Regions from separate parts of the Homo sapiens genome. Here region 2 is linked to region 1. A link is a contact called in ENCODE Hi-C data. All regions are on one chromosome and are shown on one strand. Each heading gives the region's core, a stretch centred on a gene start or an enhancer-like site at or near the end of the contact. The rest is flanking DNA. Distances are from core to core; before and after follow the strand shown. Region 1 holds the start of ABCB7 (ATP binding cassette subfamily B member 7). Region 2 holds the start of SH3BGRL (SH3 domain binding glutamate rich protein like).

Evidence for each region. Hi-C counts contacts between places; a loop is a spot of excess contacts on that map. Pooled maps may share reads with other maps.
Region 2: a loop to region 1 is called in a pooled map, with 6 times the contacts of the local background. The contact joins the promoter of SH3BGRL here to the promoter of ABCB7 in region 1. A Hi-C loop is called at or near these places in 4 of 50 pooled maps.

The regions. Positions count from the first base shown.
Region 1 is chrX:75,154,079-75,159,540 of GRCh38, reverse strand. It overlaps ABCB7 (ATP binding cassette subfamily B member 7), which reads left to right and starts at 3,258. Exons shown (of 16, transcript NM_001271696.3): 1 at 3,258-3,436. The coding sequence starts at 3,269. It also overlaps a transcript of UPRT not described here. RefSeq lists an enhancer at 3,148-3,577.
Region 2 is chrX:81,200,211-81,205,317 of GRCh38, reverse strand. It overlaps SH3BGRL (SH3 domain binding glutamate rich protein like), which reads right to left and starts at 3,216. Exons shown (of 4, transcript NM_003022.3): 1 at 3,073-3,216. The coding sequence starts at 3,117. It overlaps HMGN5 (high mobility group nucleosome binding domain 5), which reads left to right and starts at 3,405. Exons shown (of 7, transcript NM_030763.3): 1 at 3,405-3,581. RefSeq lists enhancers at 3,021-3,190, 3,311-3,560.

The DNA of each region.
Region 1 (5,462 bases), core at 2,009-4,508:
ATTTAAGTCTGGCATCGGGCTTGAGATTCTGCATTTCTTTTTTTATTGCTATGTAATAGCTGTACATATTGTTGAAGTACATGTGATATTTTGATACATGATGCATATGATATCATAAACAATATATACAACAAGGTAATAATCAAATAAAGAAACATTTAGCTTTTCTTTATGTTGGGAACATTCTCTTTCTTCCAAATGTGGTGTACATACACAATAAAATATTGTTCAGCCATAAAACAATGAAATCCTGTCATTTGCAGCAACATTGATGGAACTGAAGGTCATCATGCTAAGTGAAATAAGCCAGGTACAAAAAGACAAATACCACATGTTCTCACTCATATGTGGGAGCTAAAAAAGTATATCTCATGAAGGTAGAGGGTAGAATAGTGGTTATCAGAAGGTAAGAAGAGCAGAAGGGAGGGGACAATGAAAAGAGGTTGGTCAATGGGTACAAAAATGTAGTTAGAAGGAGTAATATCTAGTGTTCTATAGTACAGTAGGGCAGGTGACTATAGTTAACAACAACTTACTGTATAGTTCAAAATAGCTAAAAAAGATTCTGCAGTTCTAACAACCTCTCAAGTAATGCCAATGCTAGTGGTCCATGGATCACATTGGAATAGCAAGATTTTAAGGGAAATAACACAAGGCAATGGTGATACAGAGTGGTGGGGACAGGGGGTGGCCTCTTCAGATAAGGTTCTCTTGGAAAGCTTCTCTAAGCAGGTGACATTTGTTTTGAGACCTGAAAGATAAGAAAAAGTCATTTAAAAATCTACAGGAAAGATATTCCTGGTAGAGGGGAAAGCAAGTGGAAAGGTCCTGAGGTGAGAATAAGTTCTGGTATTTTTTAGAAACAGAAGACCACTGTGGCCTTCTTAAATTGCTCAAGTGTTTCTTCCACATTTCAGGTGTTATTAAGTGAAAAGAGCACTATGTTTGGAGTCATAAAACCTAGGTTTGGTCTCCATCCCATTAGCTCTGTGGCCTCTGACCTAGTCACAACTTTTCTTAGCCTCAGTTTCCTCATAAATATGGGCATATTAATAAATAATACCTATCTTCCATGGTCGATGTGAGGACTAAATGAAATAAGGTATGACAAAGCGGATTGTAAGTTACAAAATACTATACACATTTAATTATTGCATACATAAAGTGCTATCATGTGATCTGTGGTTGTAGCAGCTATTTATAGCAGCTTTTATTGTGTATACCTCTGTCTCTTTAATTTATGTCAGACAGTTATGTGTCAAGTTATTACAGGCTGAGTTGGCCTTTTTGTTGCTGCTCTTCCCCAGCAGTGTGCAACTCTTATTATGCCTCACGTTCTATTTCTGGGTGCCCTGGAAATTTTCTTCGGCTTATTTGGCAAATAAATATTTGCCTCACTTTAGCTCATCATAGAGTAACAACTTGGGTATTTCAATGTTATTCACACTTTTTGATCAAAACAGTTGGCTTACAATGAGCACTACTTTTGGAAAAAAATAATTTGGCTCCATTCAAAGACTTTACAACTGGGTGGTAAGATTCAGTGGCAATATTCAGCCCTAAGAGAAATCATTAGTAGAGTCTAGAGTTTCTCTAATGTATACTGTAGCTGTCTAACACAGAATAGATGCTGAATAAATATTTGTTGATGACAATATAGTCATTAATATGAAGCCATTACTGATCTACTGTCAACAATACAATAATAAGCTAGAAACATCCAATTAGTCACTAAGTCTTGCCAATTCCATCTCCTAATTGCCCTGCAATCGATCTACTGCCACTGCTACTGCTAGGTTGAGGCCTTTATTTTATGACTGAACTATTGCATTAACTTCATGACTTCAATATGAACTCCGTCCAATCCAACCTTCTCACTTAAGCCAGAGTAGCTTAATGGACATATAAATCTGATCATGTTACTCTCCTGATTAAAACTCTTCACTGGTTATAGGATAAAGTATTAACTTCTTAGAATGAAATAGAAGGCCCTTTACCATCAGGTCTCTGTTCACTCAGGTTAACCTCCTACTACTTTCCCAAACTCCATAGACTCCTGAACCTGAAAATATTTTCTTATGCCTTCTTGCTTTTAACATGTCATCTTCTTTACGTGTAATTCCAGTCAACCTCTTCAACTTGAATTCTATTTTTCTTTAAATAACTAGCTCAAGCATCCCCTTGAATGAATCCCAGAACAAAAAAGCTAACTGCATGGGCTACAGATTTCTGTTTTTCTTTATCAGACTTACTAGTCCAAAGTACCTCTTCATAAGAAGTCCATAATTATTTGTCTCTTTTGTGTGAAAAGTTGGAGAATGCAGCAGTGAATATAAAATTGCAACTGCATTATTGTCTCCGGGGTTTCAGGTAACATTTACAACTGGAAATGCAGTTTCCTAGATAACTGTAAACATATTTTGACATTTTGTTTGATAATAGTGGTGACAAAAGAATATAAGCCTGTCTTTAAACATGGTCTTCTCTCCATACATTTCACTTTACCACCCTTCAGCCAACCTAAGCGATTTTTCAAGAATTAGGGACGCTGCAAAAACCAAAGCGAAGAGCTAGAAAGAGTGACAAAATTAGTAAAGATGTCTGTAGTCTCTCTGTGTGTGTGTGTGTGTGTGTGTGTGTGAGACTGTCCCACGAGCAACAGACCAAAGGAAAACTGCCCCAAGGTTTGCGCAACAGAGAACAATCAGCAAAGTTAAAGTCCTTACAGGACAGAAAAGCAGTAAATCTTACAGCTGAAGCCTCCTCCCAGGGGAAATTAACGTCTGTAGTTTAATCTTTCCTTAATTCAGAAGGGAGTGAAGATAAGAATATGCATAGGGAAAATGGAGAGAGGGGAGCGTGACATTGAGTTGGAGGAGGTAAGAGAGTATTATGAGAGACAAGATGGGGTTGACAGATTTAGCAGATACAATATTTGGGACACACGCACGAAGAGATGATTCGTTGTTTATGTAAAATTGAAACTTAACTAGGTAGGCATCCTGTATTTCATCTGGCAACTCCAGGAAAAGAGAAAAATACAGTGTTACTCCAATATTCCCGGTTGTGTAAGGAAAACAATCAAAGCTCGGCCCTAAGGAAAAACAAATAAAAGAGGCTGTGCGAATGCATCCGAATCTTCAAACAGAATCCATTTCCGGTCTGGGGCCCTGGGAAAACAAGAAGAGGAGAGACAATTAAGGTAGCCGAATTCAGTCCGCCAGTGTCCCATAATCCTCTTCTCTCGGTTCCTCTTTCCTCGCTCAAGATGGCGCTGCTCGCGATGCATTCTTGGCGCTGGGCGGCCGCGGCGGCTGCTTTCGAAAAGCGCCGGCACTCCGCGATTCTGATCCGGCCTTTAGTCTCTGTTAGCGGCTCAGGTCCGCAGTGGAGGCCACATCAACTCGGCGCCTTGGGAACCGCTCGAGCCTACCAGGTGAGATGCCACTGACATGGAAGAATAGGGTGAAGGGCAAGGGGACCTGTAGGGAAAAGGTTGCCCTCCTGACCTCGGGGCAGAGAGAGCACCAAGAAGAAAGTCATGGCTAACTGGGAGCAGCAGTAAGTGAAGGAAATTAACGTCAGTAATTTGAGGAAAGGGCGAAGAAGAAAACCTTTGAGTTCAGCAAAGGGAAACGGGGCAGGAGGTTCTGGGCAGAGGACACCTGGAGCGCTGGAGGCTCTCGGAGTCATAGTTTTTCTCTCATATTAAGAGTTGGGGTAGACACCATTCCCAGCCTGCTTGCCTTTCTAAAGACGAGGAAGACTGGATTATTTTCCCCAATTAGTAATGGAATTTGGGACAGTTTATCTGTGGTTCAGATTTTACTCAGTTGGAATTAGCAATTCGGAGAGCACTGTAATGACAGCAAGCTATCTATAAACAGGTGGCGCCAGTTAACTCCCTTGCTGACAGGCGTGCTTCTTGATAGGCCAAAACCGTAACTATCTTTCCAAAACATAGACCGCCCTAAATTCTTGTATAAATATGACTGTCCTAGATCTGAAAAATACAGTGATGTTCTCTGTGCACAGGTCATTTTGGAAGCCATAGGCTACTTATCCTTAACTTATGAATGTAGCTATGGTTGTAGTGCCTCCTAAAATTTGAGTCCATTATTACCTCTCACTCAGGAACGGTTTTTTAAAAAATTATTTGTACTTAACTGTACTAAAGTATATCTTTTTATTTTCTGTGTATTGACAAGAGGTTTAATTGCCACCACGTATTTATCACTATCACTTTAAAATATTGTCAGTTTTGTATGAGAAACAACCTCTTAAATTTTGATTCTTCATCTACAAATATTTAACGTCTACCTTGTACATAGCCCTGTGCTAGATGATAGGGTACTAAGAGAGACATACAGTTATGCCTTCAAGGATTGTACAGTTTAGTTAAGGAGATTGGATCTATGCATTACAAAAATAACTGAAAAACACAGTGGTGGGTTAATTAGCAAATGAATAGTATGTACAATAAAGGCTATAGGCATCCAGAGGAAATAGTGATAATTAAGGACCAGGTTATAAAGAGTATTTCATGCTGGTGATAGAACTGGGGAGAATGTTCTGAACAGGGAGAATAGGGAATGACACTAAGCATGTGGAAGGCTGATGGAATGACATTTATAATTCATTCAGTAATTATTGAACACCTCTACAGGAGCAAACAAAATATAAGTCCTGTCTTTAAAGAGCTTAAAATCTAGTGGGAAATATGTAAATTAATCGGCAATTAAAATATAGTGGAGCTGTGTAATAATGGGAAAGGTACAAGGTATGGGACAGTATATGTGAGGGGTATTAAGTCTAATTGTAAGGTAGTGAAGATTGCCTTAAGTAACTGATATCTAAGGCAAGAGCTGAAAAATTAGAAGTTAGCCAGTTAAAGAAGGAATCGCATGTGCAAAGGCCCACAAGTCAGAGAGAACATGGACCTTTTCTAGAACTGCACGTAGTTTAGACTGTAGTGAGTCATTCAAGATAGGAAATAGCAGATTAGGCTAACGAAGCGAATCTAGATGATTTCATTAAGGTTTTTAAAGTATTTTATGGTTGAAAGTTTCTAACACATGATCTCTTGGGAATGGTTTTTGTTCTGTAGTTCTCCAATAAGGCAGATGAAGTTAAGATAAAATTTGTAAATGTTATCTTAGATAAAATTAGATATCTTAAGATAAAATTTCTTAAGCTGGAAGAATGAGGGGGAAGAGGGAAAAGGAGAAGTTATTAGGAATCTCAGAGGAGGCAATGGCAATACAAATTTAGCTTTCTCTCTTTCCATGAACGCTATCTCCACAACTTCCTTCTTCCACTCTGTCCTTTACATCCTACCATTTCCTTTAGTTACCATTTCCTCAGTGTGCAAAACAAGGGAAAGATGTTACCTTTGTTTTCTGTTTCTTAAAGGCATGGAACTCTTGCCATCCTTTTTTTAAAACAGGGTGAGAAAGGAATGA
Region 2 (5,107 bases), core at 1,967-4,466, 6.0 Mb before region 1:
GTTCTCACCCATGTGGGAGCTAAAAAAGTCGATCCCATGAAGATATTGGGTAGAATGGATGGTGGTTACCAGAGGCTGAGAAGGGTAGGGGGAAAGAAGGATTAAGAGAGGTTGGTTAATGAGTACACAAATACAGTTAGATAGAAGGAATAAGATCCACTGTTCAATTGCACAATAGGGTGGCTATAGTTACCAATATAATTTACTGTATAGCTAGAAAAAACAGCTAGAATGTTTGGAATGTTCCCACCACAAATAAATGATAAATGTTTGCGGTAACGGATATCCTAATTACCCTAATTTGATCATCACACATTGTGTGCATGTATCAAAAGATCATATGTCCCCCATAAATATGCACAATTATGATATATCAATAAAAATAAAAAATGAAATCCATTGCAAAGACCAACATACTTGTTTTCATTTCTAAACTTTCAAGAAGCAAGTGCTACTCTTCACTATTAGGCCACTTTTTTTGTTTTGTTTTGTTTTTGAGAGAAAGTCTCGCTCTGTTGCCCAGGCTGGATTGCAGTGGTGCGATCTCTGCTCACCGCAAGCTCCGCCTCTTGGGTTCACGCCATTCTCCTGCCTCAGCCTCCCGAGTGGCTGGGACTGCAGGCGCCCGCCACCATAATAAGTTAACATTGTCTTGCCAATTATCACAGATCCAGATCCCCCACTCTGCCCAGTATAACCAGTATAACATCTGTTGTTTTTTTTTTTAATGACAACCAGTAGGAAGATTAAGAAACAGTCAGCTACCACCAATCCAAAGCAAAGAAGCTTTTAACTGTTCTTCAGACAACTAAACTTAGTCACTTATTGAAGTATCTCACTATGTGCAATTGTAGGACTCCATCAGGATATTTGCTCAAAACTTTCTAACTTATGTATTAAAACAAACAGGGCATCAATCTTAAAGGAAAACTTTAGTACAGCAAACTGAAAAGTGCCTTTCTGAAGTAAATAATCACCACTCCATTCATGTTACAAAGAAGTACTCACTTTACACTGTTTTGGTATTATTTAAAAGTGTTGTAATAGTATAATAAAGCAAGGATTTATTTTGGCATTATGAAGTAGAATTTTGATAACAGGTTCATTGAACTATAATTACTACAGTAGATAAATTTCTAATAAATTTCTAACTACTCATGACAAAAAATTGAAATAAAATACAAATACCATAAACATCTGCCATTTGCATGGTCTTCAACAATAAAGTCCAACAAAGATGGGAAGAATAGACACTGAAGACTACAGAGGAGGGAGGGAGGAAGGCAAAGGTTGTAAAATTACCTATTGGGTACTACGCCCACTACCAGGGTGAGAGGTTCAATGGTACCCCAAACCTTGCACAGTATACCCATGCATCAAATCTGCACATGTACCCTCTGAATCTAAAATAAAAGTTGAAATCTAAATAAAAAAAAAAAGGAGTCCAATAAAGGAAATAATAGAAGACAGCAGCCATTTCTAAGGCTCTTGGAAACTTAAGACTTAACAAAGAGAGGTGCAGTTATTCTTACTTGAATAGAAATTCTGAAAGCAGTTTCTTGTTGAATCTACTTTTAAAGAAGGGGTAGAGGAAGGAGAAAGCAAAGAATAAATAACAGTATTGAAACTGTATGACTCCCAAAGCAAAACTAACTGCCTGATCTGTTCAGTCTCATTAGGGGTTTAACTAAAGGCATTAAGTTGGACTTTACAATTATTGGATTGAGTTGAGACTCTGAGCAACTCAAATTTTACTTTGAAATATTAGACAACATGTATGGAAAATAATAAAGCAAGAGGCTCATAAAATTAGGTCCAAAGGAAATATAAAAGGTGTTCTTTTTTTTAACCTAAACTTATTCAAAAAATGTAAGATTAAATTTTCTGATATTCCAAAATTGCATAAACATATCCACACATGGTGGCCAGAGAAGACAAAGTTCAAATATCAAGGTTCTTGTGATTTAACATAACCTCCACTTCCATTCCACATCCTCTCAGGTGTAAATAAACAAGCCAAAAAATAAAAACACACAACAACCTGGATTAGCTGCTGCTCTAAAGCTCAAGAAGAGGGAAGGGGTTCCTATACCCTACAATCTGAACCCACACATCTGTTCTTGCCACTGTCTGCCTTTCTCTTGAGTTGTAAAAAGCAGAAGCACTTTCATTTATCATGGATATACACTCATCTTGCACCCCAGTTTATCATATTCTCCCGACAGCTGCTGAAAATTTGTTATTCTAAATTAAGAGTAAGTGAATCCATGAAAGAGAAAGTCCTATCATTTGAAGCAGCAGCAACTCAGGCTGCCACTACACAAGAAGCCACTGAGCTCCCTATCCAGTTCTCAATATACTTGAAGCAGTGAGAGAAATTTAAAAGTAAAATATTTTGAAAGAATAGAAACAGTCAAAATAAGGGACAATATGGGGGGAAAACTGAATCTCGTGTCATATTAAGTTAAAAAAAAATTTACGTCATTGTTACCAACTTCCCCTCCCAATTTGTCTAGTTCTAACAGGCCTTCAAGCTCAAGTTAACCACTTTCTTCTACACACTCTCAAAATAACTCTATTACCAGGGTCTCACTCACCCAGAATAATTACAATGCCTCGGTAGGCCTCCACTCAATCCCCACCAGTTACAGCATGTGTACCCCCATCCTTTACAGAAGTGCACTCCTCCTTGTCTCAGTACTTAGGGCGTATTCATCAAATGTCTCACTCTTGAAACTCACCAGTGTGCGATTTTACTTGACTTCACGTAACCCTAAAGACCGTATAGCACCATCTCCCATCTCCCAAAACTTGGTAGCTTTCGTTTTCCTTCAAAGCAGAAATGTGCCCCCCAACGTCACGAAGCAAACAAAGCTGAACTCTATGTGGAAAAAAAAAAAAATGAAATCGATGCAACAAAGGGAAAAAAGGGAAGAAGAAGGGTGGGATCGGGGATGCATGAGTCTTCCAAAGGAGAAGCTGCCAGAGGAACTTCTGCATTTTAATGGTTCTGGGGCAGCAGAGGACTGGTGTGTAGGAAAACAACAAAGGTGGACTCCCCACTCTCCTTACCGCTGTAGAGCCAGAGGAAGATGCAATATATACACGGATCACCATCCTGGGAACAGCGGCTGCGGTTGTTTGGGTCCTGAAAAGGGCTGTGGAGCAGCTGCAGCAATGGCTGGAATCCAGCTAGGGGCTGAAACAGCGGTTGGCAGAGAAGGGTGGGGGAAGGTGGAAGGAGAACTCGCCAGAGCCCCGCCTCCGCCTTTAGCAGCTTCCACCGAGCTCTCTAAGCGCTGCAGTTCCAGCCCAAAACCCCGGAAGGAACAGGCTGTTTGCATCAATTCTATTTTTTTTTAATAGGGAATCTCGAATAGCACCGCGAGATCTGTTGAAACATTGATTTTTGACGATTCCTTCCCTGAGAAGAGGGCGAGGAGAAGAAGAAAGAAAAAGGAGAACTGAATTGAATTAGATTAGCATGAAGGACCTTTTCACGCGGAGACTAAAAGTACTGCGCATAACTTCCTGCTCAGAAATATATGCAAATAAGAAGACAGATCCTGAAAGAGCAAGCTGTATGTTGAAAACCCATGTTCTCAAAGCCTTGCGCATTTTAAGATTCCTATTACGTAGTGATTTTTCTGATCTTAGCTCGTTGTAGGAATTAGGCACTAAAGTACTGAGCAATGCTGCAGAGTTTTGAAGGAAAGTTTCAGGTTTCCTTAAGCCCAGAAATGGCAGGATTGGTTTTCTTTTTGAATTTTGTGTTTTGTTAAATTAGGGAACCCTGCTTCCGTGGGAATTTGCAGGAGGCCTGATTGGCAAGTTTAAGAATGAAGGAATAAATTACAAAGAAAAGATTGAAAATATTGTGTAAAAAGATGGATGATTTTTGTTTTGTTTTGCTTTTTAACTGACTGAAGTAAGGGATTTGGGAGAACATATTGCAGATGTTGAAATGGTGAAGAGAGAGATCAGATGGTTATTTGTAGCTCTAAGGAAATGAGCAAACAGTTAATAATGTCCAGAGACAGACCATATACTTCAAAGTGTAGTTTTAGGTTCCCAGATTATGTTAAATGAACAGAAAAAAAGGAATTTGCAAGATGAATGAGAGTGGAGAGGAGTCAGTCGCTTGTCCTACTTCTTTTCCTTTGCTGTTTTTCCACTGTCTCCAGTCTAGTGGTTTACTGTCTTTGCCTAGGCTCAGTGCTTACAATAGCTTTGTTAACTGTTCCCTACCCACAGGTTTTCCCTTCTCCAATCTGTCTTAAATACTAATTCCAAATTAATCTCTTTACATGTTGTCCTTAAAACAACCTCAAGAGGTGGGTACTATTACATTAATTTTACAGATGAAGAAACTGAAACTCAGAAAAATAGTTTTCCTAAAATCATATGGTTAGTACATTCCAGAGTTAGGAACTCCAGAGGCCACCTTCTTATTTTTTTTTAATTATACTTTAAATTCTAGGGTACATGTGCACAACGTGCAGGTTTGTTACATAGGTATACATGTGCCATGTTGGTTTGCTGCACCCATCAACTCGTTGTTTACATTAGGTATTTCACCTAATGCTATCACTCCTCCAGCCCCCCACCCCCCGACTGGCCCCGGGGTGTGATGTTCCCTGTCCTGTGTCCATGTGTTCTCATTGTTCAACTCCCACATATGAGTGAGAACATGTGGTGTTTGGTTTTCTGTCCTTGTGATAGTTTGCTTAGAATGATGGTTTCCAGCTTCATCCATGTCCCTGCAAAGGACATGAACTCATCCTTTTCTATGGCTGCATAGTATTCCATGGTGTACATGTGCCACATTTTCTTAATCCAGTCTATCACTGGGACATTTGAGTTGGTTCCAAGTCTTTGCTATTATGAATAGTGCTGCAATAAACATACATGTGCATGTGTCTTTATTATAGAAAGATTTATAATCCTTTGGGTATATGCTCAGTAATGAGATTGCTGGGTCAAATGACATTTCTAGTCTAGATCCTTGGGGGATCGCCACACTGTCTTCCACAATGGTTGAACTAATTTACACTCCCACCAACAGTATAAAAGCATTCCTATTTCTCCAAACCCTCTCCAGCATCTG